Regions from separate parts of the Homo sapiens genome. Here all the other regions are linked to region 3. Evidence: chromatin contacts called from ENCODE Hi-C or POLR2A ChIA-PET data. All regions are on one chromosome and are shown on one strand. The core of a region is the stretch at or near the end of the contact, and the rest is flanking DNA. Distances in the headings are between cores, read along the strand shown.

Region 1 (3,416 bases), core at 402-2,901, 360 kb before region 3:
TTGAGGATGTTGTCACAGAGAATCTGGAGCAGAGTGGATCTGAAGTGAGCTTAAATTGGACAGAGCTGGACTATGAGGAAGTGACTGGTGACACAAATGAGTCCACTCCTGGCTCCTTTAAACTACTGTGAATGTTCTGGTCTTTTCAGGAATGGCGTTCCCATACTAGCCGGCTGATTGTGATAAACAAACGTCAAACATGACCATTCGTCATTCCGCATAGTGGAGATGAGCTCTGGTCTGCAGCAGGAGGTTGTTAAATTTGACATATTCAAAATGAATTGCACGGCCTGGCTGCTCTTGAACTCTGGCTTGCTGGGAGTAGCCTATGATGGAAGGAAATTCCACTCTGTGGTGGTGTTTTGGGGAGGTTGCATGGTGGGGAGAGGAAAACATAAAGCTGGGATAAGAACAGTGCTTTCCTAAGAAAAAAGGAGGCTACTTTTGAACGAATGCATCTATGATGCCAGATCTAGTGGGAGGCTTCTCTTCTTTTGAAAGATGATTCTGTGCCCCACCCCATTCCTATCCCACATTTGCCTCAATTTCATTTCCTTAGATTTCACATTATAGAGATATAAATAACTCTGGAATTCAAGTGGAACATTCTAGAGAGACAGACATTCTAGTTAAAACAGGAACAATCTTTCAATAAAATTAGTATCACCTTTGAAATGCAATGATACTTTGAGGATGCTTCAGACTTTGTTGGTGTTTGGAATGATTACTACTGCTGGTAGAAAATAATGCCACTGTGAATTCAGAATTCTGTGTGTGTGGGGAGGGGGGCATGCTCCCTTTCTCTCTTCTTTCTGTGCCTAAAAATAACCTGCAAATCTTGTTCAAATTCTTTTGCAAGGAAATTTATAAATTGTCTGTGTATTCTATAATTATTTTCCCATCATGATGGCTCTAAGGAAAATACATTTACATACCCATAAACTCAGACACTCTTGGAGTCCCATTTTCTTTCTGTGTGTGCTGTTCCTTTTCTCTTTCTCTCTCTCTTTGTGTCTATGGTTACTGTTAAGCTGACCCCTACAGTCTGGGGCAAATACCAAACTTGAATCAAGCACTACTTATCCATACAGCTGCGAAGGATTGCGGTTTCAGGGCCTCAGATGATAGATTTAAGTAAAGTCTGTAACTGGATGGAGTTTAGGAAACCTGTTATGATTTCATCTACAAAGGCGGGCTGCATCGCACCCCACTGTGCTGAATTTTAAGATGCGATGTGGTGTTGTTGTTTTGTCTTTTTTTATGAGCAGCATCTTTATTATAAATGATCTATTTTTATGTCTGTGGTGATTTTTATAATACTGAATTTCATTGTTGAGAACAATGACTGTAGAAAGATCTTTCTTTATTGTTCCTGTCTCTTCTCCCAGTGTCTGGAAGAAACTGTTGCTTGCAAAAAACATAGCTAATTAAAAATTGAACTTAATTAGCTACAAAGAAGCCCGACTCGCCAGGGCTGGGAGGAAGGGCAGATAAAGCTGCCGACGCTGTGTTCTTCTTTACCTTCGCTTTAATGGTCTTCACAGCACGTCGTGTTTATGAGTCAGAGGACCCTAGAGCGACACTTGTTGGGGACGGGCAGGACACCACAGCACGACAGGCAGCTCCTGCAAGTGGCGGCGGGAATGCACGCCGGAGTCGGCGTGCCAGCGCGGTGGAAACCGGTTCTCAGGTTCTGGCCGAGTGGACTTCCCCTTACATCAGCGGGCCAGCTCCTGTCAGGCAGGCGGCCGGCGATTGGCCGGGAGGAGGCAGTCATTCAAACTGCCTTTTGTGTTTGGCTAATCAGGGCAGCCCAGGTTCCCAGCGGAGGTGCGTCTGTGGTGTCAGACACCTGTGTCTCAGCTCTGTCTTCCTCGGGCTGGCTCCTGCGGATCCTTCCTGGGCCAGAACCGTGCCTCTAGGCCACCTCCCCCAAGCCACCAAGCCCCCGCGGTGGGCCAGCCTTGGCCCAGTGTCACGCAGGACAGAAATGACCAACAGATAACTGAGGACAATGGACCTGCCTGGGCATAGACTTCCTTAAGGTAAGTCCATTTTAAACCAACGATTTCTCGATGACATTATTTCTCCGTCGATGTTGGCAGAAATGCCAGCATTGGGAAGGTAAACTAAAGAGAGGTAGGGAAGTTGTTCAAGTTAGGCCTTTGTGATGAAATCACCAAGGTTTTGGGCTGTCAGATATGCTGACAAAATAATATAAAAGAATAAAGAAACATGTACATGGGGAGGAGAGAGCTTGACAAATGACTCTAGTCCTCTCAGGCAACGGGCACTTTTTCCTATTTGATGAGAAGCTCAAATGATAACAGAGTAAAGTAACTTTTAGTTAAGGCCAACAAATATATATGCTAACTTGTATAATAAGACCAAGTCAGCCTGAACATCTTGGCTCCCTCCAATCATGCAACCTCAGGATTTACAGCCTAATTTTAATTATAACTTATTTTTAAAGCTATCTTTAACTTTCTTATTTGGGATATGAAGGCAGCTTTTCTTTTTTAGGTTTGTTCGACATGGGTGAATCAATGAATTGCACTTCAACAGCAAAATTGGATTGTATTGATTGGTTGGCTCACTCTTCTCATCCTTTATGTTTCAGAGAAGGTCGGATTATAAATGCAAGCACCTACATTTAAGCAACAGTTGAGATGCTTAAGAACGTGCTTCTGTGTGATTCTGATTAATCCTTAACTATGCTCTGATTTCATTTTACTTGTAAATCAATTGACACATACTTCAGGGACCATCCTGTCTTTTCTCTGGGGTTGCTGTCACCGTATTTGTAACTTGAGGATTTAATAATTGAAGATTGATAAAAAAGACTGGTGGTTTGGGACTAGTGTTTTCACCCTGTCTGTTTTGTTGTGATAGGAAGGAAGGTAATTTTCCCTTGGATTTAAATTTTTTTCATTGAAAACATTCTGAAAATGGGTAAAGTTCTCTTTATAAATCTAAAGAGGTTCTGAGACTACTTTTCCCACCTCATTAATTTCAAGGATGTAAACACCTTCATGAAAGGAAGGTGTTTACCCATTCTCAATGATTCTGTTCAAGTGATAAACAGCAATAGGGCAAACAGGTCATTCAAAATCTGTGCTAATCATCCTCAAGTGTGTTTTTTCTTCCAATGATTACAGCCAGTTGGAGTTTTCCATTTTTTTCAGCAGTTAGCTAAAGTGTCTTTATAAAAACATTTTCCTATAATAAAATAACACATTAGTGACATTTAATATAAACATAAAAATTACTGCTTTGATGAATAAAAGCACCAGAAATGGCATTACCCATCAGATGAAATATGATCATCACACAAGTCTACAGCAATCACTTAAAAATATAGTGTATATGCAAGTGATTTTAAAATATGGATCCATAGGTAGGTAGACACAAAGTGA
Region 2 (3,374 bases), core at 262-2,761, 330 kb before region 3:
TTCCTTCCAACTTTTGAGTTATCTGGGTTCCTGAGTGTCCATTTCTCACTGGTGTTTGCTCTTAGGATGAAACTTTAGGAATGCATTAGGCAAAAGATTATGATTTACAGCATACCACTGTTTACTGTTTTAGTAATATATTTGTTTTAGGGAAAAGACCTCCTTATAACACATTTCATGCTTTTGATTTAAGTTGTGACTCCTCTTTCAAGTTTGGGATATTTTGCTTCCAGGAGATGCATTTTGGTCTTTTCCTTTTCTTTTCTCTTCCTTTCTTCCTTCTTCCCTATAACAGGTATCTCCTGCTGCACCAAGTCTGTGGGCAACAATGCAAAAAGTCAACCAAAATCCAAAAGTCTAAGCTGATCCCTTAGTATACCAGTTTTAAGAATGTCTGGTGTCACTTGGACTACAAATGACTTTTAAAGTCAAAGACCATAAGCATGAGTCAAATTGGAAACATTACCTTGTAGAGCCAGTCTGTCTGCCTGGTCACTTAACAGTTTATAAAACTTGACTCCTAGCTAGAAAGTTAATTGCCAGAGGTTCCAAGGAAAGCACTGGACTACCACTCGGAATCCTCCATTTACTACATAGGCCAAATGATCTGGCTCTTTTCAAGGAGTTAGCATGAACATTCTACATTTTTCTTATCCAATATGCACAAATATTTCTTTGAAGAAAGATGACATTTTAAAGGTTCTTATTCAATTAAAACTTCCTAAAGCACTTTTTTTCCCCATTAACTGACAAACATGATACAGAACTATTTTCTTTCAAGATTATTATGCCTCTAAATCTTTTTCTGTCTCTTTCCTATTTAGCTTTGGATTTGCACAAAACACCCAAGCATTTTTCAGCAGTGTGAGCTGAGAGTGTGGAATTGAATGAACACGCCTGGGATTTGAAATGAGAGATCTGGGCGGGGGAAGGGGAGAAAGATATTCCTTGCATACTCATACGCCATAACTGAGGATTCTACATTTTCTTTCTAAAGCATACAGTGGAGATGGTTTATTTCTGAGAGAAATTCTATTTTAGTTTTGTTTTGCTTTTAACCACTATCATGTTTGTATTTGTCATTCTTGTACATGGATTTTAAATTTAGGTTATTTTAATTTTTCTAACCAAATATTTTTCAAATATCCGCTTATGTTGGAGAGAAAAGGACATTCCAAAAGAGTTACCTATAGTGTTTTTAACACATAATTAAAATGATCATAAAACCTTCACATGTGCTTTTTATTTCTCATTAAATGCCAGAGGGAAAGGCAATTGCAGGCGTGTAGTATTCCGACATTTCAGCGTGCTGCACTCCTGTCCTTCCGTCGTCTGGGGCCACATCTGTGATCACTGTCTTGTGCTTGCCAATAGAGGTTTTCTTCTGGATGCTGTGTCTGCTCTTGGTCTTGTGGCTTTAACACCGAAGAGCTGTTGTCTACAAAAGACAGTACATTAGAGCTCCAGAGTTCACTCAGCTGCCTGCTTTGCTCCCGTGGTGACTTCATTCTTGGGAAGTTTTTAGGTTTCCTGGGAGATGAAGCATGAGCAACATTTGCTCCAGCCTGAGTAATTTCAGAAGGCCTTGAGTCCTGTTTTGTTATTCGGGTTTCCAAGGGTGGGTGAGGGGCATGAGAATTCCCAGCAGTTACCACTACACGTGAATACTGGTATCTGGCGACTCTCTGTTACGTTTTTAAAAAGAGTGGTTATCGTGGTGTTTTTAAAGTGGGACTGTGCCTCAGAAGCCAAACAGAAATTATAAAGAGGTGTCTGAAATGAATCAATGTGTTAACATCTGTACTAATATGAGTGTATATGTTGCATATTCCAGAGCTGCCTCAAATTCTTTTAGGATTTAATAATATTGAACATTGGAAAGATTGAATTAAAGCCAGGTAAGACTTGCTATGTTTACAAAATTGTTTGATGTGGTCTACAATGGATTTTAGTATTTTTCTGAGTTAAAAAGAATAATAGCATATGCTTCATAATTTTTGCCTTTATGACCTATTGTTTCTTCATTAACCTCAGTACAATGATATTATATTATTATTGGAATTGAAAAGGTTCCTGTGTAAGCCTTGCTTGGTAATTCAAGTACCCTTGAATTGTATAAGGAGAGCGCAGATATTTTAATGCCAGACTCCTAGTTTATGCAGTACTTTTGGGCTGTAGTTCCCATGTTAAATGAGATGATCAGCCAAATCTTTGCTTTGCCAGGAACCAAAATCATTTCCAAACTACAATAGCAGTATGGTTACAGTTTCAGCTTCATCAGCCCCAAAGTAAATTCTAATAGGTGCTATTGAACATAGTTTAAAATATCCTGGTGAGAAACTATAGGCCTTAAATATTCTGTTTTCAAATTTTTTACCTAACCCCAAATAGCTAGCTTCTTAGTTTTATACAGCTATGCCAAAATAAAATACAACAGAACATTCTTCTTTTGGGGATATGAAACAAATCTTTTCATTTTCAACAGTGATAACCAATCTTCTGTCTCCCTCCCTCTCCCTCAACCCCTCACTTCCCTCCCTCTCCTTCTCCCTCTTTAGTCCCTCCTCCCACCCAGCCTCTCCCTCTGTCTGTCTTTTCTTGCATTACCTAAAGCCCTCATTGCTCACATCTCATCAAGATAAAGTCAAGATTTACACACAATATAGGAAGTGTTTCTCTCCAGCCTCATACCTGACCACAGCATCCTTCCTTTCCTACTTCACACTCCAATCGCCGAGAACCATGTCCAGTTCCTGAGCATACCATACTTTCTGCCTCTTCCTATGTGTTACTTCTCTAACTAGAAGGCTTATCCTCCCCTCTCTAAAGGCTGGCAAATATTCTCATGACATCATGTCTTTGTCTACCCCTATAACTAACCATATTGTATTTAAACTTCTCTCTTCCTTTTTAGACTCTAAGCAACTTGTGAGCAAGGACTGTTTCCATCTCGCTCACTATTATACTTAGAGCCTAGCACAGTGCCTGGCATACAGTAGCTATACAGCACATATTTGTTGAAGGCTCAATTGAGTCTAGTTGTCACTCAGTTTGCTTTAAACATAGAGAACTCTCCTTAACTTTTCGTTTATTGTTGGAGGGAAGAGAGCAGAGGGCAGAATGTGCTCTGTGGTGTTTTATAACTCTGCAGGAGGCAGCTCTTTATAGCATTATATAGATTTAAAATTGAAGCACAAAATGGTTGTGAAGAGGAAGCACGTACGTAGGGCTGCTTCATCAGGCGAACCCTAATTCATGTAAAATTCAACGCTGGGAAATCAAAAGAAAGGAAAATCACTCTCTCCAAGTGGTAGAAATGATAGTGGGATTTTTTTTATCTCTAGGTGGAGATAGTTTTAAAATTTGCCTCCAGT
Region 3 (3,379 bases), core at 534-3,033:
CCACCGCGCCCGGCCCATTTATGTGTAATCTTAATTCAACACTTATTGAGCGCCTACTGTATGTTTGGCATAAAATGGTGGTCCCTAATTTCAAAAGATTTGGAGTCTAGAGGGCAGAAATTGAAGAGGTTGGTGCTCTGCACGTCTGAGTCCGCCCACAGACTGAATAAATAAGCTCTGCGTCGGCGCCCCTCACCTTTCTTTCATGGCCAGACTTTTCTCTGGCGGTTCCACAGCTGTCCTGACAGTGGAATTCAGACGGGGTGACCAAGCCCCTAGCCCACCTACCAGCGAAATCCAGCATCAGTTCCAGGGCAGCCGGACCCGCGCCCGGGGACGACTGACCCTTAGCCCAAGGCTGCGGGGGCGTCGGAGTCCTGAAGCGCAGGCGAGGCAGGGCCAGCGGGACAGGGAGACTCAAGGCCCCAGGGGATCTGGGCGTTTGAAGACTCAGGTCAGACTCTGAGGCGCCCGTCTAAAGAGACCGGTTGTCTTTTCCCTAATTCAGGAGGCCAGGCTGTCCCTTGGGGCGTCGTACCGAGGGCAGATCACAGCCCTTCCCTCCTCACCACACTCCCTGTGCTTCCACCCAGCTGGTTCCCCGCCCTGTCCATCGCTGTCCTCAATCGCTTGTTGTCGTGGGCCCCCCTCTCCGGCCCACGTGGGGCCGCAGGGATCCACAGCTCATCTGACACACCTCGCTGCCCTGCACGCACCGGGACCCCTCCATTCCGCCGGCCCCTCAGACACGCAGTAACACCCCAACATCTGCTGGGAAAAAAATCTTCCCCACGGCGGAGGAGTTCTCAGTCCCACGCGCCCAGAGTCGCACCCACTCGAGCCACCCGCCTGTTGCCGTCGCCACGCCCTCCAGCCGCAGCCCCAGCGCGCATTCCTACGGGTCGCCGGGTCTGTCGCCAGCGATCGAATGAAGTCGGCTGATCCCCCACGTGTGGCTGCTCCAGTGACACCCAGGGGAGGCCTCGGTCCTTACCCCTAGAGCAACCAATGGCTGCCTTAATTCTTCAGCGGGGGCGTTCTTTTTCTTCCTCCCAAGCAGGCGGCCGTTGGGTCGGCCGAAGGCAGCAGCGACTACTACGGCTCTTCCTCTCCAATGGGATCCCCTGTCTGCCCGCGCGCCACAGTGACAGCTTCCAGATGCCTGTCTTTAGTCTCCCTTCTCAAGGGAAGCGGTGGGCGACCGAGGTGCGGCCTGGAGGGCCCCCATGTGGGAAGGGAAGACTTGCGGAAGGGCAATTCTTCCAGTGCGGAGACGAGGAGGCCAGCCCAGCCGCACTTCGGTCGCCCACCGCTCCGCCTGGTGGTCCGCAGCCCCTTCCAGGCCGGCTTCTCCGGGTGGGGCGTGCTAGTCCGGGGCTAACTTTCCGCCACGTGCTGTCCCTGCGACCCGTCTCCCCCGGTCGCCCTTCCTTCTCCCGGCGGCCGCTGGAGCTGCCCGCTTCGTGGAGCCGGTGGCAGGCCCCGGGGCTGGGAGCTCGCGCCCAGGCTTTTACTCAGATTCCAGCACCTGATGGAGCAGGGGGTGGCGGCCAGCGCACAGGCTGTCGGCATCTCATGGCAGCGGAGACGGTCGTTTGGGGACGGAGGGGCGAGCCCCGCGGCCGGGGCCAGTGGAGCTGGGCTCGGAGCCCGCCCACCATCCTCCCGCCCACCACCGCGGCCGGGCGCGCAGGCTCACACCCCTTCCTGGGGAAGCGAATGGTCCCTTCCAGGCGGGTGGCCATGTTGCTCTAATAAAGCGGGAGGGGCGGCGGCGTGGGGGGAGCAGATGCCGCTGGCTGCCAGCGGGACGCCGGCGAGCAGAGCGCAGCCGCGAGGGAGGCGCGAGGGAGGCGAGCCGGAGCCCGAGCACTAGCAGCAGCCGGAGTCGGCGTAAAGCACCCGGGCGCAGCCGGAGCCGGTGCCGCAGCTGCGATGGCCGTGGCCGTGGGGAGACCGTCTGTGAGTGCTGGGGCCTCGCCTGCTGCTCCTCGGGCGCCGGGTGGTCTCTGCTCTGGGGCGGGTGCGGTGAGGACCACAGGGGAGCCGGGCGGGTGCTCGGCCCCGCGGCGGCGGCGACGGCTGTGGGTGTGTGCACGAATTTGGGCGCGCGTCTGGGGTCGGGGTTAGGAGCCCAGGGGCTCAGTTACGTGATGCAACAGTGGATCGCCTCGTCGCGCCCCTCTTCTGGGAATGCGAAAGAAAAAGGACCCCTCTCCTGTTCCCTTTAAAATAATTCTTTGAGGCGCGGCGTGTCTCAGCCGCCTCCCTCTGCCCGCGCACCTCTTCCCTCGTGACAGCCAGAAGGGCGCCGGGTTCGGGGCTTTCCTCCAGTCTCCCCCGCGCCGAGGGGGCGCTCAGGGCATGGGAATTGCGAGCTGAAGTGCTGCGTGTGGCACTGCTGTAGAAGCAGGTCAGAGGGGTGGGATTTCCGTGGTGGCCTCCCCAGCGCATTGTGAGATCCCGGACACCCTCGGGCATCCACCCGGCTGAGCGGGCCCTGCCCAGGATGTGGACAAAGCCCCAGATAACACACACAAAGTTTTCTGGAGGCTCCCTTGTGGTGTGGGTGGAAGGACTGAAATGTTCTGCGGCTGAAAGGCCGGGGGCGGCGGGCTGAGGAGGCTGGGACGCGAGGAAGAGGAAGGGCGGGCGGGTGCGTGAAGAATCGAGTGCCCCACGGCGGGAGGGAGGAGAGTAGGAGGGAGGAGATACCTTTGCCCCGAGTGTGTGGGCCAAGGCGCCGCGCCTACTGGGTTGCAAGACTCGGTCCGCGCCCCGGGGCCGGGCCGGAGGGGAGCGGGACTCCGAGGGTGCGGTTCAGTGGCCGCTCCGCATCCCCAAGTGAAAGGCGGAGGAAGGGGCGGCGGCGGCCTTTCCTTTTTTTTGAAAGGAGCGGAGCTGGGTGGGAAAGGCGGAGTCCTCCTGTTTTCCCTTTCCCCTTTTCATCGTCGATGTTCACAGTCCACTCGCCTTACTGGCTTTGGGGGCGCCTCGGGCGATGTCTTTCCCTGTCTATCACCTCCTCTTCCCTTTTTCTTCTTCCCTTTCCCACAGCTGTGCAGCTGCAGGTGGTGGCTCGGGAGATTTTGTAGTTACAGACGAAAGACTTACTGAGATACTGGAAGCTCGGAAATCCCAGAAATGCAAGGCTGTGCTCTCAGGCTCCCGGCTCTTCCCCCTCTCCCCGCCTAACTCCTCCCCAGATACGCGCGCCTTTTGCACCCTACCCCCTCGGGAGAAGTTCATGGGTCCCTTTGCGGATTCTAATTCGATTTGGTGGTTCGGCTGCCCGCGGTGCTTTCAAAGACGTTTTCTGCAGTCAGAAAACACAGCGGTCATATCGAATCATGACTGTCTTTTAGGCCTTTTCAACTCT

The links. A loop is a pair of places that touch in the nucleus more often than their neighbours do. ChIA-PET counts read pairs that join two places held with the same protein, here RNA polymerase II (POLR2A). Pooled maps may share reads with other maps.
Region 1: a map of cardiac septum shows a loop between it and region 3 (1.9-fold over the local background). The contact joins the enhancer-like site here to the promoter of SEPTIN11 in region 3. A Hi-C loop is called at or near these places in 2 of 168 maps with a recorded cell type or tissue (cardiac septum and chondrocyte) and 5 of 50 pooled maps. POLR2A ChIA-PET finds 5 or more read pairs at or near these places in 2 of 52 experiments (AG04449 and BJ).
Region 2: a loop to region 3 is called in a map of IMR-90, with 2.1 times the contacts of the local background. The contact joins the enhancer-like site here to the promoter of SEPTIN11 in region 3. A Hi-C loop is called at or near these places in 3 of 168 maps with a recorded cell type or tissue (IMR-90, ascending aorta and chondrocyte) and 3 of 50 pooled maps. POLR2A ChIA-PET finds 5 or more read pairs at or near these places in 1 of 52 experiments (BJ).

Annotation. Positions count from the first base shown.
Region 1 is chr4:76,584,425-76,587,840 of GRCh38, forward strand. All of the region lies in intron 2 of SHROOM3 (shroom family member 3), which reads left to right. Among named protein-coding and RNA genes, the nearest start is that of MIR548AH, 11 kb to the left of the region's middle. RefSeq lists an enhancer at 1,883-1,952. Within about 2 kb of position 1,652, at least 22 of the 41 ENCODE cell types and tissues checked have a DNase peak (open chromatin) inside an H3K27ac peak, as active enhancers do.
Region 2 is chr4:76,622,925-76,626,298 of GRCh38, forward strand. All of the region lies in intron 2 of SHROOM3 (shroom family member 3), which reads left to right. The region is part of intron 3 of LOC105377290 (a long non-coding RNA gene); the gene reads right to left. Among named protein-coding and RNA genes, the nearest start is that of MIR548AH, 49 kb to the left of the region's middle. Within about 2 kb of position 1,512, at least 17 of the 41 ENCODE cell types and tissues checked have a DNase peak (open chromatin) inside an H3K27ac peak, as active enhancers do; they include IMR-90 and ascending aorta, where a contact is called at or near this core.
Region 3 is chr4:76,947,969-76,951,347 of GRCh38, forward strand. SEPTIN11 (septin 11) reads left to right here and starts at 1,784. Exons shown (of 10, transcript NM_018243.4): 1 at 1,784-1,962. The coding sequence starts at 1,936. LOC105377294 (a long non-coding RNA gene) reads right to left here and starts at 1,597. Exons shown (of 3, transcript XR_001741739.2): 1 at 995-1,597. RefSeq lists an enhancer at 569-648 and silencers at 1,559-1,738, 1,769-2,078.